Linked DNA regions of Mus musculus: all the other regions are linked to region 5. The links are chromatin loops, found by intact Hi-C in ENCODE. Cell type or tissue: left cerebral cortex. All regions are shown on one strand. Links, peaks and the distances in the headings refer to the core of each region. The heading gives the core; the rest is flanking DNA.

The links. Hi-C counts contacts between places; a loop is a spot of excess contacts. Peaks named below come from ENCODE experiments on the same cell type or tissue, not always from the same donor. Only the 100,000 strongest peaks of a DNase experiment are listed, where the experiment ranks them.
Region 1: it touches region 5 in a loop (6-fold over the local background); 36 of 42 quality-filtered maps call a loop at or near these places.
Region 2: it touches region 5 in a loop (9-fold over the local background); 37 of 42 quality-filtered maps call a loop at or near these places.
Region 3: it touches region 5 in a loop (4-fold over the local background); 4 of 42 quality-filtered maps call a loop at or near these places.
Region 4: a loop joins it to region 5, with 2.7 times the contacts of the local background. A loop is called at or near these places in 2 of 42 quality-filtered maps.

Annotation. Positions count from the first base shown.
Region 1 is chr15:90,222,547-90,229,003 of GRCm38, forward strand. Alg10b (asparagine-linked glycosylation 10B (alpha-1,2-glucosyltransferase)) reads left to right here and starts at 1,765. Exons shown (of 3, transcript NM_001033441.3): 1 at 1,765-2,062; 2 at 3,111-3,308; 3 at 4,778-6,457. The coding sequence starts at 1,892. The coding sequence ends at 5,833. It overlaps Mir7648 (microRNA 7648), which reads left to right and starts at 1,814; the gene lies at 1,814-1,866. In left cerebral cortex, for the core only: CTCF peaks have their summits at 1,541, 2,028 and 2,885 (motif pointing left); DNase peaks (open chromatin) are centred at 1,652, 2,018 and 2,836; H3K4me3 peaks cover 1,973 bases; H3K27ac peaks cover 1,017 bases.
Region 2 is chr15:90,211,501-90,217,957 of GRCm38, forward strand. No RefSeq gene overlaps it. Among named protein-coding and RNA genes, the nearest start is that of Alg10b, 9.6 kb to the right of the region's middle. In left cerebral cortex, for the core only: a CTCF peak has its summit at 3,649 (motif pointing left); a DNase peak (open chromatin) is centred at 3,620.
Region 3 is chr15:89,838,419-89,844,875 of GRCm38, forward strand. It overlaps Syt10 (synaptotagmin X), which reads right to left and starts at 3,442. Exons shown (of 7, transcript NM_018803.2): 1 at 3,201-3,442. The coding sequence starts at 3,351. In left cerebral cortex, for the core only: no CTCF peak of the experiment used is centred there; DNase peaks (open chromatin) are centred at 3,065, 3,402 and 3,989; H3K4me3 peaks cover 1,785 bases.
Region 4 is chr15:89,726,772-89,733,228 of GRCm38, forward strand. No RefSeq gene overlaps it. Among named protein-coding and RNA genes, the nearest start is that of Gm19378, 38 kb to the right of the region's middle. In left cerebral cortex, for the core only: a CTCF peak has its summit at 3,655 (motif pointing right); a DNase peak (open chromatin) is centred at 3,718.
Region 5 is chr15:89,619,259-89,625,715 of GRCm38, forward strand. No RefSeq gene overlaps it. Among named protein-coding and RNA genes, the nearest start is that of Rabl2, 31 kb to the left of the region's middle. In left cerebral cortex, for the core only: CTCF peaks have their summits at 3,467 (motif pointing right) and 4,490 (motif pointing right); DNase peaks (open chromatin) are centred at 3,519, 3,910 and 4,506; H3K27ac peaks cover 963 bases.

The DNA of each region.
Region 1 (6,457 bases), core at 484-5,483, 600 kb after region 5:
TGAGTTCCAGGGCTACACAGAGAAACCCTGTCCGAAAACAAAAACAAAACAAACAAACAAAAAAACAACAACAACAAAAAAACCCCAAAACTCTAATAATAAAGTTTTACATTTTTCTACTTGGCTGATGGGAACAGAAATGAGATATAAATTTAAACTGCAAATGATGAAGCACTTTCAATTCAGTAGAAATTATAAACCATAAGACTATAGTTACAACTCCCAGTAAACAGCCATCTTCTACATAATTTTAGGTATATTACTATCTTCATCTTGTTCCACAAAAAAAAAAAAAAAAAAAAAAAGCTTAAATTAATAGAAAAGGTACCTGGCAGTTCTGAAACCTTACATTTTTAAATTTTGAAACGTTTCAGTTAACTAAGGAGAGTAGGGAGCACATATAAAAGGAGTTGGATGTCCAACCAAGTTCTTAGTGGCAATTATTCTGACGAGAATGTCTAGCATAGGAAGGCAGCCTTGTGCTCTTCCCTTTATCCATCATATCTAGCAAGGGCCAGAAGCTTCTATGGTATGCACTGGCCATGATTGAGCAAGCCCACTGGGCCTGAGGTCAATTGTAGACTAAATTATCTGGGAATGGTCTCAAATTGGTAAGTGTAACGTGTTCTCTGTAATCAAAGAGGATGTAAAGGGTGGAGGGAGTTAAGAAACGTCATCATGAATCCTAACGTAATTTAATTCTGGTTATTTCTAATAGTCGAGGAGAACTAGTAGAATACCCAGTTTCTTTTGATTCCAAGGTTGACAATTTAAAAGCAATCTCAGCTGCTATATGATGTGCTGCTGGCAAAATCAACCCGAATTTTCCAGAAGCTTTTCCTACAAAGCATCACCAACCATGCTGAAAACATACTTTGTCTTCAGCTTTCTTCAAATATCTTCCACCGTCAGTCTCAATTCCAATCTCACAATAAAGGGGTTATCTGAAGTCTCCGTAGCCCTCAACTTCATACATGTGAGCACTTTTTGAGACTACACACATAAATACTCCATCGCACCACACATTAAGATGCATAAGGGAAACGTACTCCAACAGAGACAGATATTAATGACTATTTATTACCTATTTTTAAGGACGACATTTACAGTGTCCCAGGCTGATCTAGAACTGGGAACAATCCTCCTGCCTCAGCCTCTCAAATGGGGCCAGTACAAGTGTGAGCCACCACTCACGGCAATAGCAACTAAAATTATATTCACGGAGGAGTGTTCCTCACCTACAAATGCCCCAACTCCTCACCAGGCACCAGGAAAATATTGCCCTGTAAACGAATAGATTCTTCAAAAGGGAAAGTCGCCCTGAAGCGAAGGGCTGGTTGTATGTTTCCATCTAAAAAGCATCAACCTTCATTATCAGCCAGAGACGATGAGAGGAAAAGCATTGTAATGATGGTTTTAGCGTCTCATCTCACTGGCAATGGAGAACAGGGATAACCGCAAACGAATGCAGTTTGGGAGCTTGGAGGTTAGAAAGCTGGGACCACTCATCGCCTTCTGGAGAGCAACAGACAACACAAGACACCCTTCTTTTCCAGAGCCTAGCGGCGGCGGCAGCATCACCTACAACAGCTCCCGCGCCCGAGCCCAGACCCGCCCCTCCCTCAGCCTCTGGCCACTCTGAGAGCTGCGAGCAGTGATTGACAGAGAAACCGTCCCGTCGTTGCATAAATGCTCCACTCCGGAACCGGTGACCCCCCCCCCCCCCACGCTTCCGTCCGACGCTCTCCCAGCATCCATTGCGTTGCGTCCTGTTCCCTGCTGTCCCTCGTCCCGCAGCGCTGGGCCTCTGAGCCCGCGTTCCGGGCTCGGCGCTCCGGGCTGCCCAGGGCTGGGCCCGGGACGCGGCTGCCCGCCCGCCCGCCCGCCCGCCATGGCGCAGCTGGAGGGCTATTACTTCTCGGCCGCCTTGAGCTGCACCTTCCTGGTGTCCTGCCTGCTCTTCTCCGCCTTCAGCCGCGCTCTGCGGGAGCCGTACATGGACGAGATCTTCCACCTGCCGCAGGCGCAGCGGTACTGCGAGGGCCGCTTCTCCCTGTCGCAGGTTGGTCTCTGCTGGCCCTGCCCCCGGGACGGATCCTCCCAACCTGTGCCTTTCCTCTCCCCGTCAGCCCTCCCAGACTTAAACCGTGAAGGGAGCTGCCTAGTGACTGTACCTAGCCTCGAGATTATGGCATATTTGTTAGGTGAATGCATAAAGATGATAGCTCCTCTTGGCAGTTGACCGATTTGTCTAACTAAGCCCTAGCACTAGAGACATGCAGGTGCTCCCTTGAACATGCATTAAAAACTACCTAAAGCTTAACCTATGAGGTTTTCCACCCGGTATTTTGAACGCGGAGTGGAGGATCTTAGGGCCCCCCAAAAGTTGATAGTTTTATTCTAACTTCATTCTTGGTCGTAGAAACTTACTGTTGTCTGGATTAAATTGGCAACTAGTCAGATTGCATCATTTAAAAAAATACATATCTGACTACAGAAATATGCACAGTGCAAAGAATCTTAAGATCCACCAGAGTTCTCATTATTGTTTGCCTGGTAGTTTGTAAAATTGGGACCTGGACAATTTAGTCGCAGAATATGCATTTTCTAAAGAGCAAGCCTTAGGAAGTAGAAATGAATAACTTACTGTCTGTTGGTTGTTGTCACCTTAATAATGGCAGACAGATTTGAGACAGGGAGCAAAACGTTCTTAAAATGGGGCTGGGGTGGTAGCTCAGTGGTTGAGAGCTCTTGCTGTTGTCCTGGAGAAGGCTACCAGACTTCTTTCTACCACAGTGAGCTGCTCACAACCATCTGTGACTCTAGGTCCAGAGGATCCAGTGCCACCTTCTGGCTTCCTCGGGTACCTGCATGCAGATGTTGCAAATAAGTATACTCAGGTGCATGGCACACACACTACATCTTAAAAATAAAACTTAAGAGATGTCTAGTCTGCCAGGATTTATTAATTATGTCATAGACGATCCTCTCCAAGTTCTTCATTATTAGGACAAATGAAACTTGATTATTTATTTATTTATCTTTTTTTGGCATTTTATATCAATGGGATAACTCTTGCTGTGCTTGACTGGTGGTCTTTTCTTTCTAAGTGGGATCCTATGATCACTACATTACCTGGCCTGTATCTGGTGTCGGTCGGTGTGGTCAAACCTGCCAGCTGGCTCCTTGGATGGTCTGAGCATGTGATCTGCTCCATTGGGGTGCTCAGATTTGTCAATCTTCTCTTCAGCGTTGGCAACTTCTACTTGCTGTATTTGCTCTTCAGGAAGGTGCAACCCAGAAACAAGGTATGTGCAGGATACAGTTACAACAAGTTTCCGTGCACTAAAGTCCACAGTGAGGAATTGGCTTTATAAGTTACGGAAGAAAATGTCTACCAGTTAGAGTGTTGGTGTCTGTTTTTCAAACCTAAGTGGAAATTCTCTACTCATGTTTAGAAGATACTTGCATTTAAATTCTGGAATAACTGTATTTGAAAATCTAAAGTAGATGTTTGTTAGTGAACAAAACCAGTTTAATAGTTCCATGTTTTCTTTGGGAACTTAGGTCTTCTTTTGTGGAAATGAGTTTAAGTTGAGGAGTTTTGGTGTGATTTCATAATTCAAGTCTTGGAAGTAGATTGCCTGGGTTTAAATTTAATCCTGGCCACAGCTTCTATTAACTTGAGCAGATTTACCTCCTTTGTGATTTTAATAATAATAAATTTGTCTCATTGAATTTGTATTAAGAGTAAAGGAACTTAATAAATGGAAGGTGCTTAGGCTAGTACCTACTGCAAGACTTCAATAAATGTCAGCTATGGCAACAATGTTTATAAGGTCTTATGAATTATGAAGAGGAGGTAGGTATAAAGTACTGTGAGGATTCACCCGATACATGACAGGAGCAGAGAAATACTGTCTCAGCCTGATGGAGTGATGGGAGATAGGAAGGCACAAGGGTTTCGGGAGCAACAAGAAGCAATGTATATGCTAAGTTTATAAGCTGTTGTGGAGCGCCACTTTTGTGTGGTTGATTGATTGATTGAGACAGGGTCTCACTATATAACGCTGGTTGACCTCAAACTCTGTGTACAGTTTTGGTTGGCTAGAACTCACAGAGATCCAGCTGTCTGTGCTTTCCAAGTGCTGAGATTAAAGGCATGCATCACCACACCTGGCCTGAGGAGGACTTTAATCAAAGAGATTCCATACACTTAACTAAAATTGTTAGAAAAGGAAAAAGAAGACATTTGAGTTCAGAGTAGGCCTGCATGCTTTCTAAAAGGAAAAATCCTTGTAATTTTGTCATACAAAAAGTAGGATCATGGGGCAGGGTATTTAGTACGATTTGCACATTTCTGTTGTCTCCAGTGTAGAGATTTGAAGGGCTGTCTTCAAAGGGTGGTGAGGATGGCTAAGACGTAAGTTCAGGGTGATGCAGCTGGCCACGTCTTTTCTGTGCTCTAGTCTCTGTATTCCTCATGTGCCTTAGTCCAGTGTCTTAGATCCAGTGACCACTAAATGATTTCTTCTGTGATTCTTAAGATTTTAAGCTATTAAGAGCTGCACCTCATTAGTATTTTATCAGTTTCCAAGATGATTAATATAATTAACAATTACCAGAAGTGTTCTTAAACATGGTGTTGCAAAGCCAGAAATACAATTCATTTAAATTAAACTTCAGTGAATATTTAAATAAATCTCTTTATTAATTCAGCAAGAAAATGTCATATTTATTTTATCCTAAAAATAGTACTTTTTCTTTTTCCTTCAAGGCTTCTTCAAGTATCCAGAGAATCTTGTCAACATTAACCCTAGCAGTGTTTCCAACCCTCTATTTTTTTAACTTCCTTTACTATACAGAAGCTGGGTCTGTATTCTTCACTCTTTTTGCTTATTTGATGTGTCTTTATGGCAACCATAGGACCTCGGCCTTGCTTGGATTTTGTGGTTTCATGTTTCGTCAGACCAACATCATCTGGGCGGCCTTCTGTGCAGGACACCTCATTGCACAGAAGTGCAGTGAAGCCTGGAAGATTGAGCTGCAGAAGAAGAAGGAGGAGAGGCTTGCGCCCACGAAGGGACCGCTCTCGGAGCTCAGAAGAGTGCTGCAGTTTCTGCTGGTGTACGCCATGTCCCTAAAGAACCTGAGAATGCTCTTCCTGTTGACCTGGCCCTACGTGCTTCTGCTGTTGGCGTTCTTTGCCTTTGTGGTAGTTAATGGTGGCATTGTTGTTGGTGACCGGAGTAGTCACGAGGCCTGTCTCCATTTTCCTCAGTTGTTCTATTTCTTCTCCTTTACTGCCTTTTTCTCCTTCCCTCACCTACTTTCTCTGACCAAAGTCAAGACTTTCCTTAGCTTAGTTTGGAAGCGTAGAGTCCAGTTCTCTGTGGTTACGTTAGTCTCGATACTTTTGGTTTGGAAATTCACTTATGTCCATAAGTATTTACTGGCAGACAATAGGCATTACACATTTTATGTGTGGAAAAGAGTATTTCAGAGACATGAAGTTGTCAAATATTTATTAGTTCCAGCCTACATTTTTGCTGGTTGGGCTATAGCTGACTCTTTAAAGGCTAAGTCAATTTTCTGGAATTTAATGTTTTTTGTATGCTTGGTTGCTTCTACAGTTCCTCAGAAACTACTAGAATTCCGTTACTTCATTCTACCATACATTATTTATAGGCTTAACATACCTCTGCCACCCATATCTAGACTCGTTTGTGAACTGGGTTGCTATACAGTTGTTAATTTTGTAACTTTTTATATCTTTCTGAACAAGACTTTTCAGTGGCCAAATAGTCAGGACATCCAAAGGTTTATGTGGTAGTGGTAGGAATAATTTGAACTTTAAAAGACTGTTTCTACAACAAGTAACTGGGTAAATAGAAGTGGAATTTCTTTTGAGTAAATCCAGGGAAGTGAGTAGAATTAAGTTTGAGACTAGCCTAAAAGCTCTGAATAGTAGGAATAAAGTTGCTTGCAGTTGTCGTGAGAGTCTTTTCAGCGTTTGGGGAACTTTTCTGTGTGTGTATAGATTTAGGGGGCTGGGTAAGCTGTGCAGGGCTTGAACTTACTCACCAACTCTCTTTTGTAAAGAACAGCAAGTAAGTTGAAAACCACTTACAAATAAATGACCCAGCAGTATTTCTGAGTGAAATTGCCAGATATTGTCGTACCCACAGCTCCGATCTTAGAATAGATGCACATATGTAACAAATAGTGCATTGGAGGCTTTGGGCTAAGAGACAGGTGTTTTAATTTAGGGCATAGAAGTGATGATAGCATTTGAACTAATTCCTTATTTGCAGTTTATGCAGGCCAAAGATAAACTGTGTTGATTATAATACTTTTTATGGATTATCTTCTGAAACAATGCCCTGTTAGTTATCCAGGCTCCTACACAAAACCAGCCACAAACCTTCTGGCTTCAGGGTTTCTCCTCACATTTGTA
Region 2 (6,457 bases), core at 714-5,713, 590 kb after region 5:
AGTCGGCGTTTTAAGAATTCTTCCTCTATCACTCCTCACCTTGTTTTTGAGACAAAGTCTCTTACTGAATCTAGGGATCTCTGTTTCAGCTAGGATGGTAGGCCATGGAACCCCAGGATCTCCCCATCTCTTCCCTCTAAAACATACACTGCCGTACGTGGGCTTTGTGTGTTAGCGATTTGTGTGATGATCCTCATGGATTGTAAACACCTCACTCTCTGTACCATCTCTCTATCCTCACAAGTCCGTCTTAGATAACCACAAAACATTAGATTTTCAACACACCAAAAAGGGAGGGTAAAGACAGAAGGTTGAACATTAATATTGACAGGAAGGAAGGTGGTCCACTGACCTCCTGAATCATCAGGTAAGCATACTTAGTGTTTTCTGGGCATAGAATGAAATCAAACTTTTATTTTTAGATGAAGTTTTGTTTATCACAATGCTTTTGAAATTTTCCTCAAACTATGTATGCAACAAGGATTTCTTTCATTTCTAAGTAATCGTATATGGATAACCTTATTAAATAGTTTAGATGAATCACTTCAACTGTGAAATAGTAGAGAAATAGGATATACATGTAATATAGATTCACTTTTTGGACTTAGATGCCAGGGACATAAAGTTACCCTGACAGTTTGCTATTTATAGGGATTGAAAGCCCTATTCAGATTGCTGGTTAGGTGGATTTTGTTGTTGTTGTTGTTGTTGTTGTTGTTGTTGTTGTTTCAACTTTACTCAAGCTGGATTCATTTTAGAAGAGAGAGTATCAATTGAGGAGTTATCTCCACCAGTCTGACCAGTAAGAAAAATCTGTGAGGTGTTTTCTTATTTAACGATTGCTATGAGCCAGCCCAGTCCACTGTGGTCAGTGCCAAGCCTGGATAGGTGGTTCTTGGTTATATAAAAAGGAGGCTAGAAAGCCTTGGGGAGCAGGCTAGTAAATGGTCCTCTGTCCGTGTTCCCTGCCTCAGTTCCGGCCCTAAATTTCCTCGGTGACTGACTGTGATTGGGATGTAGAAGCCAAGAGCACGATTTCCTTCTCAGACTCCCTTTGGTTATGGTGTTTATCACATCCACAGAGAAGTAAACCAATGCATTCTTGGCCTTTGTCTCCATCTGGTCACAAATCAACAGCAGTGTTCGAGATTTGTACCGGCTCACAACACACATTTTTTTTTCAATGTAGGCAATTACATCAAGGACCTTATACCTACAAAGTAAAAATCTGTCCCTGAACTTAGTCCCCCAGGCTAGGACATACTTGGAATTGAATTCCAAATAGTTTATTATGTACTTAATTGATTCTTATATTAATATAAGGAAAAACTTGCCATTTTTCAAAAAAAAGTGATGCTATTCTTACCAATCTTTGATTATTTCTTCTCCATTATAACCATCATAAACTCTCTAAACCCGTCCGAGTGTATGCATTAGCATGGCTTGATTTTTCAGTATTAGACAATGGAGATAAAAGTCCAGAGTAACTTCAGTTATATATAATGTTCTTCTGATATCCCCTCAATGGAAGGTATTTCAATTTTAAAGATTTATATTAACCATTGAAATACAAGGTTCTGACTTATGAAGTCTTCGTGAATGTTTTTAAAAGCACGCAAAAACAGTGAGAAAGAAAATATTCCAAAGGTGCAGCAGCCAAGGCTTGCATTGTGAAGATGGTGAGAACTGGGGAAGTCAGAAAGTAGAAGACAGACAGCAGCTGGACTTTTAAAACTCAGAGGCTGAAAGTGGGCTAAAATGTTATTGCATTTTAATAAAATTATTATTTTATAATGTCCTGCTAATTTGGGATCGTTTAGAGCATTTTAGATGACTACATAAAACCTGTAATAACTATCATGTTTGAAATTCAAAATGTCTAGCTTTCATTCTTGAACAACGATGTGAGAATTATTCTTTTTCAATATTTAGTGAAATCCTTAAAAAAACAAAACAAAAACAAACAAACAAACAAAAACTTTGTGGGGGCTGGAGAGATGGCTCAATGTTTAAGGGTACTGACTGCTCTCCCAGAGGTCCTGAGTTCAATCCCCAGCAACCACATGGCGGCTCACAACCATGTGTAATGGGATCTGATACCCTCCTTTGGCGTGTCGGAAGACAGCTATAATGTACACGTATAAATCAAATAAATCTTTAAAATATAAAAAGAAAGAAACAAGCAAACCCCCCAAACCTTTTTGGGTGATGTTTTCAAATGCATACATGAAAACTAGGCATGTAGGAGTATAAAAGAACCAGAAAGACAGACGTCAGAGTCATCTTCATTGATGCCAGAACTTGGCTCCTGATTCTGGGAACCCTCTCTGGCCCAGAAGCCGACAACCTCTGATCCTGTTAGGACATCGGTCCTCCGCACAGCTGCGACGTTGTCCAGTCGCCATCCAAACATTTGCATGCCTTTTCAGAACTCTTATAATTGCCATCAAAATTGTCTTCTGTTTAAGGAAAAAAAAAAAAAAAAGGCAGCTGAATTGAAAAAGCCCTCTTTAGAAAGAGTGTGTATTCAAATGACCCATAACCATGTCAAAACGTCCTCTTTTCAACCGTCTCCAGAGAGAGCAAATTAAGGCTAAACGAGATACCACTGCGAATGCACTGGTGTGTGTGAGATAAAAAGTGAGCAGCGTCACGTGTTAACCTGGGAACCCGAAGTTAACATGCACCCTGCTTGAAGCAGCATAAACCTGTGCAATCATCTCCTGCTCCCTTGTCAATATCTGGACTAGAAAATATACACACTTATATATGTTCCCTATGGTCTATAACCTTAGGTTACGTAATCAAAGTGCATAAGTGGGATCTTAAAAGTGGAGATCTGCCTTTCCTTTTTTACAGGGGTGCCAAAAGTGTTTGCCTCTTGTCAGGGTTACATGTCCTCCAAACCCGAGGGAGCCTCCGAGCCTCATCCTTTGGCATTACTGCATGACTCAACCCGGGTGCTGTACTCATGGTAGGAGAGGATGTGGACTTGCATCATGGCTCCCTTCGATGGTCATCACTCTCACCTGTCTGAGGGAAGCAGGCTTGCTTTCCTTTCTTTCCTGTTAGGATGGTTTGACTTGCTTCGGCACCTGAGACAGCCCCAGTATTTCATGCTTCCAGCCAAAGCACAGCCGTTGGATTAGTGGGGCATCCTGGCCTAAAGCCTTCTTGGCACTCTAACTAAAAAGGGCAGACTGTTGCCCCTTCTCTCTGTGTCCTTTAGGACCTCTGCTGAGTCCTGGGATGGAAACTCACCTCCCCCCAGAGAGAAGGATTTTACTTCATGTGATTGATGGATCCAGGAAAGCGTCCAGTGTTTTCTATTTATTTCCAGGGACAGCCAGACAATCATATCCATGCCTACTTTTCTCTGCCAGATGCTCCAGTCTCTCTCCTGCTTCCAAAATTTCTGGCCTGACTATATGATTGTTAGAAAACATATCATAGAAAACAGAAAAGGATAGTGAGGAATTATACCTATTGATCATTATGAGCTTTAAAAGCTAAACACAGCCATCCTGACTGGCAGCCTCATTAGGCAACTATCTGATCGCCTATCAGTATGCAGGACTAAAACACAACTGGCAAGGTAATAAAGCGGTCCTGATTTCACAGAAGTTGCCATCGCCCTCTAGTGGGAAAAAGCGTCATTACACCCTTCCAACGGCTTAGACCTTTCTCAAATTTTGGCTTGAATTAATCATCGATAAACTTGATAATTATAGAAAGTGCCATTTGTGGACAATAACAGTAGAGTGTTTTATTTTATGACATTAAACAGGTGTAAGTTATTTAATATAGACAGCCATATTATTCAGGTAAAGAATATAAAACAAAACAAGAAAGAAAGGACAGGACAGGACACAAAATCCGGGAATTCTCTCAAGGGTAGGCTCTGCCTGTGGAATGAAATCTGTACTAGGTTCTGAACTTCAATTTATTAATGGAAACTCACGTTATCTCTGCTTATACTAAATTAATGCATGAAAATAGCTAAAATAATAATAATATTTAAAATGTGTTCCAATCCTTTAACTTACACCCAGTACCAAATCTCTAGATTTAAAGATGCTTACATCTTTCCTCTGCTTCTAAAACCAAAGGGGCAAGTCAGCCTCCCGTCCTCCACTCTGGTCCTCCATCAATTTGGCTGGACCTAGCTTTTCAGATTCACATTTGAATGGCAAAACTCAGTTCTAACTATGAGATTTTTCAAGCTAGACTGTACCAGCATGTCTATTAAAACGGAAGTCTTTAAGGAATTAAAATCGTCACGTCTCATTCCTCATTTTGGTGTTTAAATGGCTCTGATGCTTTAGCACTACGGCGGTCAGACTCATTTAATATCCAGCTCATGATACACCCACACTTTGCATGGATTAAGTGCAATAAATAAATAAGTAAACAACTCATGCAATTTCTGTTTCATGAATGTTCCTCATTATAGGGTGTGAGAACATGAAAATGTACTTTCACTTTATATAGTGATCGTCTGAGAGAGAAAAAATCTGATTATGGATATAAATGGAGAAAAATAATAATCTATATTTGAAGTCAATTGTCTCATTTCTTGGTGAAATAAGTGCATTGACACTATACTTGTTTTTTCTTTTTCTCTTTTTCCTTTGTGTGTGTGTGTGTGACAGGGTTTCTCTGTGTAGCCCTGGCTGTCCTGCAACTCACTTTGTAGACCAGGCTGGCCTCGAACTCAGAAATCCGCCTGCCTCTGCCTCCCAAGTGCTGGGATTAAAGGCGTACACCACCACGCCCAGCTTTTTCCTTTTTCCTTTTTGTCTTCTTCTGCTTCTGCTTCTGCTTCTGCTTCTGCTTCTTCTGCTTCTGCTTCTTCTGCTTCTTCTTCTTCTTCTTCTGCTTCTTCTTCTGCTGCTTCTTCTGCTGCTTCTTCTGCTGCTTCTGCTTCTGCTGCTTCTGCTTCTGCTTCTGCTTCTGCTGCTGCTGCTGCTTCTTCTTCTTCTTCTTCTTCTTCTTCTTCTTCTTCTTCTTCTGCTTCTGCTTCTGCTTCTGCTTCTTCTTCTTCTGCTTCTGCTTCTTCTTCTTCTTCTTCTTCTTCTTCTTCTTCTTCTTCTTCTTCTTCTTCTTCTTCTTCTTCTTCTTCTTCTTCTTCTGCTTCTTCTTCTGCTTCTTCTTCTGCTTCTTCTTCTGCTTCTTCTGCTTCTTCTGCTTCTTCTGCTTCTGCTTCTTCTTCTGCTTCTGCTTCTCCTGCTTCTCCTGCTTCTCCTTCTCCTTCTTCTTCTTCTTCTGGTGGTGGTAGGAGAAAACCAGCAAAGAACCAGAAAAGATACATCCCTCCACAAAGCTACACAAAAAGCAAGAACCTCCGTGGAAATTCACACGCGCAGGGTTCAGATAGAATCTATGACAGTCATAACTTGTGTGTGGAGTGTTGTAGCCTTGTGCATGTGTCATTTGCGTGCAAGTGTGCATGTATGAGCGTGTGCCTGCTTGCGGAGGCCAGACGTTGATGTCTTTCTATACTGGTCTGCACCTCAAGTTTTTGAAACAGGCACTGATGATGCTATAGAGCAATAGTTCTCAACGTTCCTAGTGCTGGAACCCTTTAATATGCCAACTCAACCTCAGTGAGCATTCGCACGTGGAAAACACTGCTCTTCGAGAAGGGAAGTCCTCCTGCAGCGACTTCCTCATCTGATGGTGAGCCCCAACCATGAGATTATTTTTGTTGCTTCTTCAAGACTTTAAATTTGCTACTATGATGAATCATAATGTAAATATCTGATATGAAGTATATATTATATGCGGCCCCCATGAAAGGGTCATTTAACCCTGCATGTGGTCATGACCCACAGGTTGGAAACCACTGATCTAGACTTTACCAATTTCTCTGAACTGGATGGATGGCTAATGAAGCTTCAAGATCCTCCTGCTAGCGTTACAAGCATGCACCACCATGCTTGCCTTTTTGGTCTTTTGGGTTTTGTTGTTGTTAGTGGTGGTTTTTGTTTTTGTTTGTAGCTGTTGGTATCTGAACTCAAGTCTTCATGCTTGTACAGGAAGCATTTTACCTATCAAACCATCTTCCCAGCCCTTTAACTGCTTATTAAACATTGGTTCTATTTCTGACCTTCTGTTTCATGAGTTGCAAGGGCACTGGCATGAAGACTTGGTTTTGTGACAGGTTCTTGAGGGTTGCTAGTATTGCTGGTATGGGGACCCCGTTTTCAAGATATATAACTTTCTAGATAACTGGCCACCAGTGTTTGAGATGCTTAGGGCTAGAACTGGAATTGCTCCAGAAAACCAGGACCACCTTTCCCCTCACCATATCTCCGATATCTTCAGTAAAATCCTTGCTAACATATTTTGTGACAAGGGATGTAAGCTGACCATGGTAACATTGTGTTGGTACCTGGGATGAACTTTATCTGAGTGAGTAAAGTGCCAGTACCCAGAAGTGGGGACCTGAGAAAAA
Region 3 (6,457 bases), core at 765-5,764, 220 kb after region 5:
AAGTATCTGTTGAGACTTTAGAATGCATGTCAGGTTTTTCTAGACATACATTTATGGGCTTAATGTGCACATTAAGCATATTACTGCCCATTAGAAAGAAAATTTTTTGATAAATATTTGCTGAATAATAGCACTTCTAAAGGATAGAATGAACTTGGAATAATTTGTCTAATTTTTTTTAAGAATCTGTTTTCCCATATTAAAATTGTACAAAACAAATCTGAACATGGATGAATTAGATGCTTATTAAAATATTTATATTAGGGTTAGTTATCCACAGCTGTGGCATGTGGCTGTGAACTTCAATGGCCTTGCTTAGTGGTGGATCTGGAGCTCTGACTTCCAAGCAATATAAGGTTCTTAAACTTGATAAACATTTATGCAACTGTCAAAACCTGTCCAGAAATGAGCATAAAACCAGCTAAAAATGATTATGTATACTGTATATACTATTATAGTATATCTTAGAAATAACCCCCAAGAGGAACCTATTTCTTTGCATTTCCCATAAGCTCTCTTGGTTATATCATGTTGTGCACTAAATGACTTTATAGGGTAACATATCGATTTTGGGGTCATTCAATGTCTTTTGTTTTTAAGCTTCTCTCACATCTAGTTTTTTTAAAAATGAACTAACCAGTACCCCGGAGCTCTTGACTCTAGCTGCATATGTATCAAAAGATGGCCATCACTGGAAAGAGAGGCCCATTGGACTTGCAAACTTTATATGCCCCAGTACAGGGGAACGCCAGGGCCAAAAAGTGGGAGTGGGTGGGTAGGGGAGTTGGGGGAGTGTATGGGGGACTTTTGGGATAGCATTGGAAATGTAAATGAGGAAAATACCTAAAATAAATGTACACATGGCGCACCTCATAGTATTGTTATACTACATTGTATTCTATGGAGTACTGTTGATTCATCTAATGACTTTTACTAAGCATCTAAGAAGGGCAGTTTAGTTAGCATTAGTCACTACAGTCTAAATCTCCAACATTTCACCAATACCTGAGCTTGATTGGCTGGACGGTGGACCCTCCAGGGCCGCATCTCTGTCCTAGTGATATACTAGATTTCTAACTCCCTTCCTGTGGCAATGACTTTGTCTGGGATTACATGAATCTTTCTCTTGCTGTTACTGGGTGACAGATTGAAGAGTGATGCAATTTCAAATCTCAAGATTGTCACTGCAATGTAAAAAGAACACTGTTAGCTATAACGCACCGGTTACTTTAAAAGTGAACCACTATCATATCAATAAAAGTCACCTACAATGCAGTCAACAGCAACCGTTGGAAGTGCTTTCATGCAGGAGCCATAAAAAAGGGCCCACGTTGTGAGAAAATCCACAGAACAGCAGGCATCTGAGTAGCTAGCTGATATAATTAAACATTTAGCAAATAACCATCAAGTCTGCTTCTATTATCCATTAATATCGGAGCACTAAACTCAGAACCCTTTGCTTTTAACTGATTTCACAGTTTACAAATGAAAAAGCAGAGGACTCTCCTTTATCTTCGAATGTCATGAGTAATTTGTGGACTGTCTTTCTCTAGTGAGAGCTACTGTCTATGTTCACATATCAGACAGGATCTCCCACTTTAATAGTACGTATTGTCCTTAAAGAAAGAAAAATACTGAATTGTTTTAGAGTCATTTTTCTTCATCCCCTTCTCTCCCCCAAATGAATGTCTAATGAGAATTAGGACTACAGTTAAGCACTGTAGTGATTATGAAAACCTCAGAACTCTTACTGCCATTTACATACCATGAAATTTACATACCTCGAATTAACACAATTACACATTTTGGACAGTCGAGAACCGAACCTGTTTTAGCGTCCATTTGTCATGCAATTTCTAACACTGTTAGCCAATGAGAGCCAGGAAACCACCTCTTCGTGTGTAATCGCAAGGGCCAAGAAAGAATAAGAATTAGGGGTATGGCCTCTGCATTGACTATTGGTGATCAAATACATGTCCTTAGAATTAAGTGTTCTCACTTCCTCCACTCTGAACCTAGGCTTAATGTTCACTTAAAGGCATTTTAGACGAGCTTACTCGGTTTACAGAGGTCTTTACAGTAGCAGCAGCACTTTGATTTTTTTTTTTTTTTACATCCTTTGCATCACACACACACACACACACACACACACTCACACACGCGGTTTAAATGGCTTTGGTTGTGTTTATACATTTAAAAAAAAAAGACGCTTCTATCACACTGACAGCAACAACAATGTATCATTCTGCTTCAAGAGTCCCTGGTTCTGATAAGCTCAGACAACCCCCCCTGCCCCCCCCCCCCCCCCCGCCCTGCTTCTGTTGCCATCAGCAGAGCATTTGGAAACCTTGGAGACAGTCAATGTAAACAACCCAAAGACACAGCTAAACCAGACCCATTCCCATCCCACCAGACTCTCCCTTCCTTTGTCTAGCTCTTAGGGTCGATGGTGAAACCATAACTCTTCTTTCATCTTCTGCACTTCTCTCCTGAGCCTGACGTTGCGGTTGCGCTTACCTGTTGCCCTGGCTACCCAGAAGGTAGAAACCCTTGCCTGGAGACCAAAATGACTCGAGAAAACAAAGTGAATGAGACAAGACCCCCCCACGCACGGAGCCAGTGCATCTCCTAAAGCGATCAAGTGACCCTGGGGTCATCTGATTACATCTCTTCCCCCTGATATTTGCTTCCAAGGTTCTGGACGCAACTGGAAAGGATTTAAAATCTCTTTTCCATTTTTTTGACAAGTGTCCTGAGTGCCTGGTGTCAATAGTCCCTACCCTTTCGCCACGGTAGCCAAGAAGCGCTAGAAAATTACATATGCATTATAAAAGGCATTGGAAGCTTTGAAGAGCTCGACAGGTTGCATCTGAAAGTTAGAGCTGAGGGATCCTTCCTGCGTTTGGGGCTTGACGACACAGCCTTCCCTCTAGAACTAGGTTCCTTGAGGCCAAGCGCAGATTCTCCTGCCAGGCTGGGTGATTCTGCTACACCCTGCAGGACAAGCTAGAGCACCGAGTCCCTGGGACGCCAGAGCAGCAGGTGGGAGAGCGCGAGAGCAGCCTGGGAGCAGAGACCTAGCAGGTGCAGGCAACAAATCCAGCGAGCAAGTCCCCCGAGGCCCGGCAAGATAAGCTCCAGCCAGGAAGTCAGCCCCGAAAATGCCCCTTGTCCCGGGAAGCGCAAGCGGATCCCCTTACCTGTGCCACCTCCTCCCTGGCCGCTCCTATCGGCTGGAAAGATGCCCGAACACTTGTCCCACTCCACCTGACCCGCGAAGCACAGCTCGGTGATGATGTGCAGCGCCTTCTGGCACAGGCTGCTCACACCGTCCTCCTTGCGGAAACTCATCTTGGCTTCTGCTCGCAGCTCCGTTGATCTCCCTTGGTCTGAGGCAGAGCCCTAAGAGTTGCGAGTTGGCCCCATGGTTGGCACGGGCGCAGGAGGGCGGCGCGCGCCAACGGACGCTGCTGCCAGGTCTGCGCTTCTCCTCGGAGCGCTCGGAGGCGCGCGCGGAGCCCAGCCGGCGGGGAGCGAGGGGCGGCGGCGCGCAGAACGGCGCCTCCCGGGTGCTGGGCGGCGCGGCCAATGGCAGGCTGGCGCGGGCAGCGGGGGCAGAGGCGACAGTGCCCTCCATACACCTTTCTGAGCCCCCGTCACACTCTTTTCATTTCTCCCTTTCAATCCAACTTTGCTACTCCCTGGTCCCTCCCCGATTCTTTATCTTTTAAAAAAAGAAAGAAAGGAAAAGCTATTCCCCGTTCCAGACCTGCGGATCTTTATTTTTATTTTTAAATAAAAGTAATCAGAAGACAGGTCATGCGAGGTAGAGTGACACCTGTTTACAATTTGTTTTTAAACGACTTGGAACAATGATAGTTTGGGGATAGAGAACGTTCTAGGTAAGAACACTGTTATCACCAGCAGTGAGGTTCATCAGAAGTTGGGTTTACCCGGCACTGTGAACAGGAAAATTTGAATTCACTGTCATCTACAGAACGAAATATGCCATCCATCAGGGTTTTATTTATTGAAATCATAACTCGTGACTGAGAGACGCCACTTGATTCTAGTTTCTTCTCTGCTGGCGGCTTAAACAGTGCGAAGACAAGATTTCTGTGTCAAACGAGTGTGGGGGATTAGGTTCAGTGCAATCAGCTACAGGCGCACTCTTAATTGTAAAGACATTGTTTTGAAGTCTTTTTCACAGCCTGTTAGAACAAAGGGCTTTAATGGGGGGCATCAATCCCCCGACCCCCGTCTAAATTTCTCTAATTCAAGTTGGTGTAAATCAGCAATGAAGCTGAAGATACAAAATAAAATTAGAAAGCAGTTACCCCAGGCTATGATAAAGCTACCACAGGCTATGATAAAAGCAACTACTCAGTTTAAAAACCCTTTCCACACCAGCCCGTGAATCAGATAGTTCTTCACTCTCTGTTTTCCAATTCCAAGTCGCCAGTCTTATCCTCAGCTTTGTAGAAGACCATTTGCTGCTGCCACAAAGTTCTCTCAGCCCCCATTTCCCACAGGATAATGCAGAACTTCTCCTCACTGAATCCCTTTATCTCAGTCTCTAACCCCTGGAGGTACTCCCTGTAAACCCTCTGGCCATACCTGCCTGAGTAGCCAATGCAATCTTCACTTTCCTTCCTGCCTTCCAATCATCCCCAGACCTGTAGCTGACCACCTGCCTGGGGCCCCTCCTAGATCTCTGCCTCTATTTACAGGGAACCACTTTGCTCCTGCCAGGAGAACAGGCAGGCTACCCTCCCTCCAGTGTACTCTCTCAGTTCCACCACTCCTATCTAGCCCATTCCCATTTCTCGGGACAGCTCCCAATACCTAGAAACACTTTCTAACCCAGGAATCCCAGTGACCACCGAAACACTCCTTACCAGGCATACCTCTTAATCTTTTAAAATAGCTACTCCTTGGGGATCAAGGGTTCAAGTCTATGAGCCTGTAGAGACTGTTCTCATTCAAGCCACGACAAGGAGGGGTGATCAAAGAAGGAGAAGGTAGAAAGCAGGAGGGGGGGGGTTGAAGAGGGACACTTAAAGCCATTTGAGGAGTCATATAGAAACCCAATACAGTAGAAGCTTCTAAAATGTACACATATATGAAAGTGATCTAACTGAAATCACCAAATAATGAGGAAACAGAGCCCTACCTGCACATCCCTCAATTAAATGAAACTTCCAAGTCCATGGATAGGTTATAGTTAATGTAGTTATTGTTCAAAGGGTCCCATAGAAGCCCCAAACAACTCAAGCTATTGTCAAAGGTATTGGTGGCTCTCCACTAGATGACAGAGAAGCCATTCCGGTAAAGACAACACCTACACAACTCACTGAAGATGGAGAAGTGGTGCTCTTGCCGACACTGGGACTTCACTCCTATGGACCAGTGTTCATGGTTACTGGAAGGTACGTGGGATGTTTCTGAAGAAGAAAGGTAAAAACCGACCCAGCTACAAACCCTTCCACTTGTAATTGTGACCTGCCTGCAAGATACAATGGGGCAGTAATGCTACAAGCATTGTAGGAATAACCAGCTAGTATTTGATTGGATTTAAGTCCTGCTCCAGGAGATGGAACTCATACCCAACCGTGCTTGGGTGGCCAAGAACCTGAGACTAGAGAGACAAGGGAGTGGGGTATCCTTGTATGAAGACTCCCCCTCCCCAACCCTTACCCAGAATATGTCTCCAACTGGTAACTGCTTACAAATGAAAACTTAGTTTACTCCAACAGAGTTCACTGGTTATAGAAAACATGCTTAGGACAGGCCACACGCTCAGCAGTAGATGATCAATACAAAACTAACTCAATGGCAATTTTGGAAGGTTATTTGTCTCAGGGCTTCTTTTCTCTTTCTTTTTTTCCTCCTGTTCCTTCTCCTCCTTCCTTCTCTTTTTAAACCTTATAGTTGTTTTATATATATATTATGTGTACTGGCTGGTTTTGTGTGAATTTGACATAAGCTGGAGATATCACGGATAAAAGAGCCTCCCTTGAGAAAATGCCTCCATGAGATCCAGCTGTAGGGCATTTTCTCAATTAGTGATCAAGGGTTGGAGGGCCCATCGTGGGTGGTGCCCTGGGCTGGTAGTCTTGGGTTCTATAAGAGAGCAAGCTGAGCAAGCCAGGGGAAGCAAGCCAGTAAGTAACACACCTCCATGGCCTCTGCATCAGCTCCTGCTTCCTGACCTGCTTGAGTTCCAATCCTGACTTCCTTTGGTGATGAACAGCAGTTTGGAAATGTAAGCCTGAATAAACCCTTTCCTCCCCAACTTGCTTCTTGGTCATGATGTTTGTGCAGGAATAGAAACCCTGACTAAGACATTGTGCTTTATGGTTGTATGTTTCATGAAACTTATGTTTGTGTCTCTGCGTGCTTTTTCTTCTTTTACTTTTTCATTGTCTCTTGTTCGTGTTTGTTCCTTTTGTCATAT
Region 4 (6,457 bases), core at 1,008-6,007, 110 kb after region 5:
AAGAAGAAAGGAAGCAGCAGCAGAAGAAGAAGAAGAAGAAGGAAAAGAAGGAGAAGCAGCACCCGTAGCAGCAGCAATTGTTAACACTAAGGATGTTTGAAAAAGTTAATAGGGAAACATTGTTTTATCAACTAACAATAAAACAGATATTGGCAGGGATCCACTTATATTACATATCAAAACCCCAAATTGTAGGCTTTTTTTTTTTCCTGCTGAAGTGTGGACCCTTCCTTATAAATATACTTTATTTTTTTTCTGTGTAATTTCCATTCTTTTCTGCTATATCAGTCCATTCGTAATTGCATTGATCAGGTGGTTAACACGGTATCGATGATATTTCTATTGAAGACATTAACATAAGTGTAATTAAATATCCACAATCTGGTTTACAGAAATTTCACCTTAAAGTGTGTATGTAAAGAAAAAAAAAGTTGACTAAACGGGTGGTGGTGTCACACGCCTTTACTCCCAGCATTTGGGAGAGGCAGAGGCAGGTGGATTTCTGAGTTCGAGGCCAGCCTGGTCTACAGAGTGAGTTCCAGGACAGCCAGGGCTACACAGAGAAACCCTGTCTCAAAAAACCAAAACAGAAAAACAAAAAACAAAACAAAACAAAAAGTTGACTAAAGAGGCTTGTCCATAAAAAGCCATGTGTGATCCAGGATGTAACAGTGTAAAAATGTGTCGATCCCCAAGGTATAGAGTGTTTCTTTTCCATTGCTCTACACGTGAAAACTCAGCTTTTAAAAGATTCCAGCTCCTTTGATTGTCACCTGAATAGAGAAGCACTAATGATTCCACAGTCAATCAAATTTAACGTTATTTCTGGACTCCTAATTTTTGCTTAAGCTGTCGGAAAAGATTTCCTTGTGATGCAAAATTGAAATGCAAGGTTACATGTGTACAGAAGATTGCCTTTCATATGGCAGGAGCTTAAAAAACGAAGCCCTCAGCCCAAGTCTCTCAGGTTGGGACGTGTATCTGTCTAAGGTGGAGAATGCGAATGCGGAAGTGGCTGATTGAAATGTCAAAAAGAACTGTCTCAATCAGGTGCAAAATCAATAACTGCCAAGAACTTACAGATGAGTTACAAGAGAAATGTCTATTTCCGTTGTTCGACAATGTGAATAGGGTTTTAAGGAAATCTGAAATAACATAATAGGAGCGTTGGGGGGGGGGGAAGCCAATCATAATTCTTCAATCTATCTTATTGGCTACCCTAAAGCTGTAAAGGAGTGAAGAATAGGAGGCAGCCTAACAATGGAAATCTGTAGTCTCCACGAGGCTCTTTAGCTAGAATTCTCAGCCCAAATATCCTGCTGTAGCAGTGCAAACGGGCTAGGCTTGGCTTTAACGACTTATAAGGACTGACTTGTTAATAGTTTCAAAGAGTTGCACAAGAGAATTGAATGCAAACGCATGCATTTTATGCAAATTATGGGATGATGAAACAGATCAGATTTCCTGTCTCTGTGGCTAGTCTTTGGGAGGTATTATATATGAGCTTTTAAAAGGTGAAAACAGCCTGTCTGTAAAATGAGTAATTATTCGGTTCTAAGTGCTAATTAACTCAAGTCCCTGTGTCTCATCTAAGCATGGTTAAGATAAGGAACTTGAATGACTTATTTTTTTGAAAAGATGCTGCGGCTGAAAAAGAGAGAGGGAGTGTCAGAGATAATAGCACCTATATTATATAAATAAAAGATGCACACACACAGGCATGCACACATCATGTGCATGCATTTAAAATGTGGCATGTCCTTTTTAAAACTGAGCAAATGAAGTGGTTGCAGACTTGCTACTAAGTTATTTTCCAGAAATTTGGAGGTAAAAACATTTGTCTCATTTTGCTTTAGACACAAAATGATACATACAGATACATTAATTCAGACTACATTACAAAATCACCAGAAATTTAGGAAGCTCTTATCACCTAGCGATCTCTGTAGGGAGCATCAAGGTAGCAGACTTAGTATTTCCCAAGATCAAACCAATGAAAACTGGTAACCCTGATAGCTCCTTATATAAAGTCCCTGGCATCGGAGAAATCGCTTAAATCCATAAACCTATCACATCTTAATATAATTGATAAGGAAAATGGTATACTTTACAATTTGATGAAATTGGGGAGAAAAAAGATCCCTGGTCTCTTTCTACCTTTATATTGTAATGTTACAATTTTACACTCCCCCACACACATGAGAAAGAATATGTAAATTTTAGTTTAAATAGAAATATACTTTCAGGTTTTGCTCTGGCAAACACCTGAGAGTCGTTCTTTTCCTTGCTCCAACATAGGATTCCTGAGGACATTTGGTTCACTGGGAGCCATTGTTTCAGTTGTCTAACAGTCTCTGTTTTTTTTTTTTTTTTTTAGACAATTTCCTCATCTAAAGAGGTTGCTATACTGCTAGTTATCGACACACAATTACAACGTGTATGCTTCCTTATCGGAATCAGATTCACAAGGGGCTCAAAAGAACCCCAAAGGCAGAAATTCAAATGACTCCGAAAGAACTCAAATATCTCCAAAGGTATTTAGGATTCAAGTGTAGCACTGAGTGGTCAGAGTGTATGGCACTGTGTCGAAAGGTCATGGATGTTTAAGAGATGAAGCCTTGCTAGGAAGTACATCACTTTAGGCGGGATTTGAATATTAGAGCGCTGCCCCACTTCCCATTCCCTTTCTCTGCTTGCTGGATGTGGATTGGATGTGAGCAGTCAGCTCCCTGTCTTGATATCATACCTTCCTTGCCTGTTACACATTTTATAACTTCTTCCCCTCTGGAACTATAAGATAAACTATACCATTTTTCCTCTACGATGCTTAAAAACCCTGTTTATTTGTTCTTTGTGAGTTTTACATCATGTACCCGAATCCCACTCATCTCCCCTGTCCCTTCATATCTGGCCCTGCCCTTGCAACCTTATCACCTACCTTCCCAAACCAAACCAAACCAAACCAAACCAAACCAAACCAAACCAAACCAAACCAAACCAACTAACCATCAAGTAAACAAAAACAAAAACAACCCCCCCAACCACTACCACCACCACCACCACCACCACCACCACCACCACCAAAAAACAACCAAAAAACAAAACCATATCTTGTCCTGGAAGCTGGAGTGTGGTACAGTATATTACAGTGTACCCTTTCGTCTACACGTCTTTACTTGCAAGTGCTCATTGCACTGGTGGTGTTTGAGGCGTCTGGTGTCTGCTACTCTAGCAATACTGGATTCTCACTGGTACTCCTCTCAGATATCCTGTTGTCCTGTGTCATGGAGGTCCTGTAGCTTTGGATCTGTAGGACCGGCCCCTTCACATGCTCCAGCAGTTCATCAGTGGTGGAGATGTTGTGGTAGACCAACTCAAAGCCTTGGATCTATGCCTGGGCAGTAGCTGAGTTGGTCAGCCTGCCAGCTCTCCTGCATCCACACCACCAGGGCCAGCTTTCCATCACTGCCCTGACTAGCTCACCCAATGCTACAGACAGAAAGAGATAAGGCCATCTCTCCTGCTTTCCCTCAGGGCCAACTCACCCACACCCTTGTCTGCAGGGCCATTTCTGCCCAGTTGAGGTGTAGAGTCTCCTCTTCAGAGTGCTATAGCTGGTGAAGGGCAGGGACAGCTCTCCAGGTCTCATGACCTTGTGTGGCCGCCAGGGGGCAGGGCATCTCTCCTGCATCCGCACCTTCAAGGCAGATGAGCTGTGGGGCTAGCTCTCCCATACTCAGGCTGTCAGGGGCTCATCTGTGCTCTTGCCACCAGAGCCCACTCTACTGTGCCACCCACGAATGGTGCAGGGTCCAGTCTCCCAAGTGCCACAACCGGTGAGAGGCGGGGCCAGGACTGCACAACTTAGACACCAGCATGGTCCCTGGCAGCATCATGGCATTTGGTGGTAATTTAAGCCACCGACATTGGTGCAGACCCTTGCTGTTGTATGGCCACAGACCTAGACATGACTCCCAGTGGCAGCATTGGCAGGGACTTCACCATGGCCTCAAGTGGCAGGGCAGGCTACTCACATCGGATTATTTGTCTCCTTCTACCCTTGCATCTCCAGTGCTGTTCCTCATAGTGCTCAAACCTTTTTCTCCTATATCTCCACCACATACTTGCACCTCATGGTGGCTCCTGCTCCCAGCAGGCCTTGCAATGGGTGGGTCTTTTCTGCCCGCCTGCACATGTGTGGTGGTGGGTGGGCCTCTTGGAATACAGGTTCTTTTAAAGTTTGCTTGCATGATTCCCTGAATTTCCTTGTTGTGTACTATAATCTTTTCATATAAGTTTATTCATTTGGTCCTTCTCTTTCCATCTTTTGGTTAATTTGTCTAAGAGTTTATAATCTCGTATTTTCTCAAAGAATCAAGACTTTATTTCAATGATTCTTTGTAGTTGTGGTTGCTTCTATTCATTGATTTCAGCTCTGAGTTTGGTTATTTCTTCCCGCTCACTTTTTTTTTTTTTTGAGTATTACTACTTCTTGTTGTTCTAGAGGTTTCAGGTGTGCTATTAGGTTACTAATACGAGGTCTCTCCACTTGCTTGATATACCCACTTTCTGCTGTGGTCTTGTCTCCTAAAGCCACTGATTTCCTTTGTGTCACATAGTTTCAGATATTAGTTACATTGTCATTGTTATTCAGTTGTAAAATGATTCAACTTTCTTCTTGGTTTCTGGCTTGACCTAATTTTCCTGCAGTAGTGAGTTACTCAGTTTCCATGAGTTTGTATACTTTCTGCTTTTTCTATTGTCACCAATATTCAGGTTTATTTCTATGGTGATCAGATAGAATTCATGGTGTTAGTTTTATTTTCTTGTATCTTTGAGACTTCCTTTGTTTCCTAATATTTGGTTAACTTTGGAGAAAGTTCCCTGAGCTACTGAAAAGACAGTATATTTTTTAGTGTTTGAATGGACTGTCCTCTAGATGTCTGCTAGGTCCATTTGATTTATGATGTTTTTTTATTGCAGCATTTTTTTTTTACCTGAATAACGCATCTATTGGTGAGGGTTAGGTGTTGAAGTAACCCATTATCCCTGTTTGAGGGTCAATATATGATTTTAGTTGTAGTAGTGTTTATTTTATGAATTTGAGTGGTCTTTTGTTTGGTGCATAAATGTCTAGAGTAGTATTATCCTCTTGGTGCCCTTTTCCTTTGATGAGCATTTTGTTTTGTGTCCTTAACTATCTCTTCTCATTAGTTTCTGTCCAAAGTCTGTTTTTTTTTTTTTTTTCTTCTTCCTGATGTTAAGATGGCTACACTTTCTTGCTTGTTGGGTCTATTTGCTCGAAATACCTTTTTAAGTCCTTTCACCTTGAGGGGATGTCTATCTTTGAAGGTGAGGTGTGTTTCTTGGATGCAGCAGAAATGTGGCTCCTGTTTTCTCACCTAATCTGTTAGGCTGTGACTATTCACTGGGAATGAAACCATGGCTGTTGAGAGTTATCACTGAACAGTGTTTATTGATCCCTGTTTTGTTGTTATTGTATCTCCCTCATCTCTTTGACTTATTCTCCTTCAATTATTTATTCCTTGTGTCCCCTTGCATGTGGTTAACCTCTTCACATTGAAGTTTCCTTCTAGTGACTTCTACAGCTGGGTTGATAGGCAGAAATTACTTGAATTTGGGTTTATCACGGAATGTTTTTCTCTCTCCACCAATTGTGGTTGATAGTTAGCTGGGTACAGTAGCCCATGTTAGCATCTGTGGTCTCTGAGAGTTTGCAGACCATCCTTACAGGCCCCTCTGGCTTTCAGAGTCTTCATTTAAAAATTATGGTTTATTTATAATGGGCCTGCCATTATGTGACTTGGTCACTTTTCCATTATAGCTTTTACTATCCTTTCTTTGTTCTGTACTTTTAATGTTTTGATTATAATCTGTTGTGGAAATTTCTTTTCTGTTTCTATTTGTTCTTCTCTATGCTTTTAGTACCTTAATATGAAACTTTTTCTTTAGATTGGGGACATTTTCTCCTCTGATTTTGTTATAAATATTTTCTGGAGCTTGACCTGGTTTGTTCTCCTTTCTCTCTTCCTATTATTCTTAGGTTTGTTTTTTTCATAGTTTCCCAGATTGTGCCTAATTTTTTAAAAAAAGATTTAACATTTTCTTTAACTGAGGTATCCATTTTTTTCCTACATTGTCTTCAAGATCTGAAATGATCTCTTTCATATCTTATAATCTCTTGGTGAGGTTTACCTCTCAGGTTTCATTTGACATCCTAAAATTTTCATTTCTAGTTTTATTTCAAGTTCTGTTTTCCTTAGTGATTCATTTCTTTGTTAAATTCTACTTTAATGTCTTGAAAGGTTTTCATTATTTCATTTATTTTTATATTTTCATGGCCTTTATTAAATATTTATTCATATTCTTTTTGAGGTCCTTGAACATATTCATACTTGGTATTTGGTAGTCCTTGCCTTGTGCTTCACTTAAGGAT
Region 5 (6,457 bases), core at 959-5,958:
GCTTCATTTTCATTAAACTCTAAAAAGTCTTTAATTTCTTTCTTTATTCCTTCCTTGACCAAGGTATCATTGAGAAGAGTGTTGTTCAGTTTCCATGTGAATGTTGGCTTTCCATTATTTATGTTGTTATTGAAGATCAGTCTTAGGCCATGGTGGTCTGATAGGATACATGGGACAATTTCAATATTTTTGTATCTGTTGAGGCCTGTTTTGTGACCAATTATATGGTCAATTTTGGAGAAGGTCCCGTGAGGTGCTGAGAAGAAGGTATATCCTTTTGTTTTAGGATAAAATGTTCTGTAGATATCTGTCAGGTCCATTTGTTTCATAACTTCTGTTAGTTTCACTGTGTCCCTGTTTAGTTTCTGTTTCCACGATCTGTCCATTGATGAAAGTGGTGTGTTGAAGTCTCCCACTATTATTGGTGTGAGGTGCAACGTGTGCTTTGAGCTTTACTAAAGTGTCTTTAATGAATGTGGCTGCCTTTGCATTTGGAGCATAGATATTCAGAATTGAGAGTTCCTCTTGGAGGATTTTACCTTTGATGAGTATGAAGTGTCCCTCCTTGTCTTTTTTAATAACTTTGGGTTGGAAGTCGATTTTATCTGATATTAAAATGGCTACTCCAGCTTGTTTCTTCAGACCATTTGCTTGGAAAATTGTTTTCCAGCCTTTCACTCTGAGGTAGTGTCTGTCTTTTTCCCTGAGATGGGTTTCCTGTAAGCAGCAGAATGTTGGGTCCTGTTTGTGTAGCCAGTCTGTTAGTCTATGTCTTTTTATTGGGGAGTTGAGACCATTGATATTAAGAGATATTAAGGAAAAGTAATTGTTGCTTCCTGTTGTTTTTGTTGTTAAAGTTGGCATTCTGTTCTTGTGGCTGTCTTCTTTTAGTTTTGTTGAGGGATTATCTTCTTGTTTTTTCTAGGGCGTGGTTCCCGTCCTTGTATTGGTTTTTTTCTGTTATTATCCTTTGAAGGGCTGGATTCGTGGAGAGATAATTGGTGAATTTAATTTTGTCGTGGAATACTTTGGTTTCTCCATCTATGGTGATTGAGAGTTTGGCTGGGTATAGTAGCCTGGGCTGGCATTTGTGTTCTCTTAGTGTCTGTATAACATCTGTCCAGGCTCTTCTGGCTTTCATAGTCTCTGGTGAAAAATCTGGTGTAATTCTGATAGGCTTGCCTTTATATGTTACTTGACCTTTTTCCCTTACTGCTTTTAGTATTCTATCTTTATTTAGTGCATTTGTTGTTCTGATTATTATGTGTCGGGAGGAATTTCTTTTCTGGTCCAGTCTATTTGGAGTTCTGTAGGCTTCTTGTATGTTCATGGGTATCTCTTTCTTTAGATTTGGGAAGTTTTCTTCAATAATCTTGTTGAAGATGTTTGCTGGTCCTTTGAGTTGAAAAATCTTCATTCTCATCCACTCCTATTATCCGTAGGTTCGGTCTTCTCATTGTGTCCTGGATTTCCTGGATGTTTTGAGTTAGGATCTTTTTGCATTTTCCATTTTCTTTGATTGTTGTGCCGATGTTCTCTATGGAACCTTCTGCACCTGAGATTCTCTCTTCCATTTCTTGTATTCTGTTGCTGATGCTCGCATCTATGGATCCAGATTTCTTTCCTAGTGTTTCTATCTCCACTGTTGCCTCACTTTGGGTTTTCTTTATTGTGTCTACTTCCCTTTTTAGGTCTTGGATGGTTTTATTCAATTCCATCACCTGTTTGGTTGTGTTTTCCTGCAATTCTTTAAGGGATTTTTGTGTTTCCTCTTTAATGTCTTCTACCTGTTTGGTTATGTTTTCCTGTAATTCTTTAAGGGATTTTTGTGTTTCCTCTTTAATGTCTTCTACTTGTTTAGCAGTGTTCTCCTGTATTTCTTTAAGTGAGTTATTTAAGTCCTTCTTGATGTCCTCTACCATCATCATGAGATATGCTTTTAAATCCAGGTCTAGCTTTTCAGGTGTGTTAGGGTGCCCTGGACTGGGCGAAGTGGGAGTGCTGGGTTCTGATGATGGTGAGTAGTCCTGGTTTCTGTTAGTAAGATTCTTACGTATACCTTTCGCCATCTGGTAATCTCTGGAGTTAGTTGTTATAGTTGTCTCTGTTTAGAGATTGTTCCTCTGGTGATTTTGTTACACTATATCAGCAGACCAGGGAGACTAGCTCTCTTCCCTGAGTTTCAGTGGTCAGAGCAGTCTCTGCAGGCAAGCTCTCCTCTTTCAGGGAGGTGCACAGTTATCTGGTGTTTGGACCTCCTCCTGGCCGAAGATGAAGGCCCAAAACAGGATCTTTCCCAGAAGCTGTGTTGCTTTGGCCTGCAGACTGCCCGCTGCGGAGTCCCAGAATCACGGTGGCCCCCGCGGAACGTGAGGCAGAAGCCCCCCGGGCTGTGCGGACACCTGTGCTCTGACCAGGAAGTTGGCCGGTTGTCTGGAGCCGGAAATGGCGCCGCCTCAGAGGCTCTGTGGCTCTCGCCCGTTCCAGAAACTGTTGGCCTCTGTGTTCCACACTCTCACCCGCAGACCGCTGGCCGCGGGGTCTCGGAACCAAGGTGGCCCCCGCGGAACGTGAGGCAGAAGCCTCCTGGGCTGTGCGGACACCTGTGCTCTGACCAGGAAGGTGGCAGGTTGTCTGTAGCCGAAAATGGCGCCGCCTCAGAGGCTCTGTGGCTCTCGCCCGTTCCAGAAGCTGCTGGCCTCTGTGTTCCACACTCTCACCTGCAGACCGCCCGCCGCGGAGTCCCGGAACCAAGGTGGCCCCCACGGAACGTGAGGCATAAGCCTCTCGGGCCGGGTGGACCCCTGTGCTCTCACCAGGAAGGTGGCCAGTTGTCTGGAGCCGGAAATCAGTTGCGTTTTTCTTGCTGGCTGAGTTGGACGCGACTGTTGGGGTGGCGAGGATAGCTGAGTGGTCTCTCTTCCAGGCAGGTTCTGGAGTCTAGACATGGATATTCATTATTCAAACCAAGTCTCCTGGCGGGAACTGGTGGCCATGTTCGGAGGTGGGAGATAGCAGGATTCTCTTGACAGTATGGTCAGTGGCCTGGCCAGGTTCCTGCGCAGCCTGTGAAGGCTTGAGATGGGCGCGGTTAGACGTTTGTGCTTGGGGAATAGCTCAGAGTTTGGGGAGAATGGGAGGTGGTCTCCCGAGTGTAACTTTTAAAGGAGTAAGCCTCTTTCAGTAAAGAGTACATCAGACCCTGGGCAGGGCAAAGGGCCAGACAGAAGACACTGGCTTGAGTTGTCCGATGACATCAGTGCCCTGGGACTCCCTGGTCATATCAGACTTTTGCCAGGTTGAGGGATGCACATGAACCTCACTGGAGAGTGCGCATGCCTTTCCTTCTTGACTGGGGTTGGCTTTCTTTTTGAGAGAAGGAATGTGTCTGCGGTGAGGGTGACTGGTGGGCCCTGATGTTGATAGCCTGTGTTCAGATGCACTACATTCTTGCCTCCACAAGGTGGCGCACCAGGCCTGATATGCATATCCTCATTTCCCCAGAACAAGCACATAAATAAATACCTTTTACCAGAAGAGGTCACAGAACCACCATCGTTCAGGTCCTCACCTGTTCCGTGAGGACCATCTTGATACACAGCACAGAGCTGTAGTCAGAGTGGAGGAAGGTGACGTGTTAAGTCCTGTAACTAAGCATGAGTCAGAAGTTGTCATGGGACCCTATTCTATCATACAGTGTTATATTGAAAGCTTTATTTAATACTTCGTGATATAGAGGCACAAGAGCTGAAAAAAGATAAATCATATTTATCTGCATATGGTATGATAGCATCCATTTTTACTTTTAAAATTTATTTTTATTAGTTCTCTCTCCCCCACCTCTGTGCATGTGTGCCTGTGTATGTATGTGCTTGTGTGCACATGTAGTGCAAATGAATAAAGTGCCATGTGATATTATACTTAAAACATACTGCCACCTGCACAGAGAACTCTGCTCTTCCAAGGCATTGTTCCCAGTGCCTCTGGCATGGGGTGTGCCCTGAACTATTCTCTCTCCCTGTGGAGAAGTTGCCTCAGGTTGATACTGGCAAACATATCAAAGTTTGTTTTGGCTTTGTATACTTATAAAACATAATTAAAAACTATTTTAGCTTTGGTGTCCCCTGGAGCTATAGATGGTTGTGCATCACCATGTGATTGCTGGGACCCGAACCTGGGTCCCTTGCAAGAGCAACAAGGGCTCTTAAGCCATGGCCCCATCTCTCTAGCTCCACCCAAGCACAGAAAATATACGCTGTGGAAATATCCCCTTAGTCGCCATGCCTTTCCTTTCTACCCTTCTCTGCTCCACAGGACCATTTTGCTTCTTTTTAGGATTTCCTGCCACCGTTTCACAAACACAGGCAGAGCTATACATCCCAGTATCTTTCCTCAAATGACAGCACCCTAGGGACATCACTCTGCTCCATGATTTGTCACTGACACTGTCTCAAAATAGCCTTTTCCTGCTACTGCGTTGACAGTATGTGTGATGCAGATTTCTGCCACCAGAGGGCAGAGGAGACCCACTCTCGTAGGAAGATCTTCCAGGTTCTGCGAGTATAGTCTGCTTCTTCGATTGATGACAATGACACTGGACGTGGGAGAATTTTCCTTTTGACACTAGCTGCCAGTAGTACCCCGTCATGTGTCCTGGAGTGGATTTCAAGCTAAATAGGAACAGTCCTTGGTTCTATAGGTTTTTTTTTTTTTTCATACAATACATTCTGATTAGTTTTCCTTCCCTCATCAAATCCCGGGTCCACCCCACCTCTCTACCCATCCAACTCCACACCTTTTCCTCTCTAGAAAACAAACAGGCAAATAAAACAAACAAATAAAAAGGATAAAATAAAATAAATGGAAAAAAGCACAAGAAACACATATACATGCAGGCAGACAGATGCACATGCACACACACACACACACATACACACACACAAACACAAAATTAAAAAAAATAGCATATATAAACAAAAGTCCAGTAAAGTAAAAAACAAAAACCCAAAGCATGAATATCTTCAAACAAAAATATCTTCAAAATATCACTGAAAGGGAGGGTACGGCGACAGATAAGAACAACCTTCATTGTGGAGGTTAAAAACTCCTGAGAACTAGGGTGACCCGGAGTGTGTAGATCACATTCAGAGTTGAAGGTCACAGGTTCAGAGTGAAAATGACAGACACTTTCTTGCTTGTCCCTCAAGTCAAAATACATCTGCTTCTTGCACACATGTTGGATTGAGGTGAAGACAGACTTTGAACAAAGAACTTCTTTGTGTGAGGGTGTGAGTACGGGTGTGTGTGCACCACAGCACATGTGTGCACCATAGTGCATGTGTAGGTCAAAAGAAAATCCTGGCAGTCTGTCTTGTGTACTGTGACTCATATTATTTTTCTTTCTCAGCTTTCAATGTTTTTTCTTTGTTCCTTATATTTAGTGTTTTAGCTATACTATGTCTTGGGGAGACGTTTTTCTGGTCTTGTCGGGTTGGGATTCTCTGTTCCTCTTGTACCTCTTTAATTTGGTGTTTCTTTAATTTGGGGGAAGTTTTCATCTATCACCTTTGTTGCCATTGTCCTGGGATTCTTTTCCCTCTTCTATGTCCTTAATTTAAAGTTTTGATTTTTTTCTTTTTTCTTTTTTTACTTTTGAGACAATACTATAATTACATCATTCCCCCCACTTCTCCTCCACCCAAACTCTCTCATATATTCCTCCCTGCTTTCCTTCAAATATTGGCCTATTTTTCATTATTGTAGTTACATGCATATGTACATATGATATATTATATACATATATTCCTAAGTTTGGCCTACTCAATCTGTATAATGTTACTTGTATCTATTTTTTTATTTAAAAAATTATTCTTCTCTTATACAATACATCCTTCTCTCCACTCTTCCCAGCCTCTCCTGCACACCCCCCCCCAAATCCATTTTTCCATTTCCCTTCAGGAAAGAGCAGGCCTCCCAGGGATATCAACTGAATACAAAGTAACGAGTTACAATAAGACACAAGCCATCCTATCAGGGCTGGGTGAGGCAACCCAGTAGGAGGAAAAGGGTCCCAAGAGCAGATGAAAGAGTCAGAGACACCCTCACTACTATTGTCAGGAGTTCTGCAAAAACACCAAGGCTAACAACCATAATAGATATGCAGAAGACTTAGTGTGGACCCATGTAGGCTCCGTGATTGCTGCTTCAGTCTCTGTGAGCTCCTATGAGCCCTGCTTAGTTAACTCTGCAGGCCATGTTCTCCCAGTGTCCTTGACCCCTTCGACTCCTACAACCCTTCCCCTTCATCGAGAGGGTTCTCCGAGCTCTGCCTAATGTTTAGCTGTGGGTCTTTGCATCTACTCCCACCAGCTGCAGGAGGAACCCTCTCTGATAGCGATTGGGCTAGGCACCAATCTTGGATGTACGTTTTCATCAATGAACACAAGTGGTCACCCCA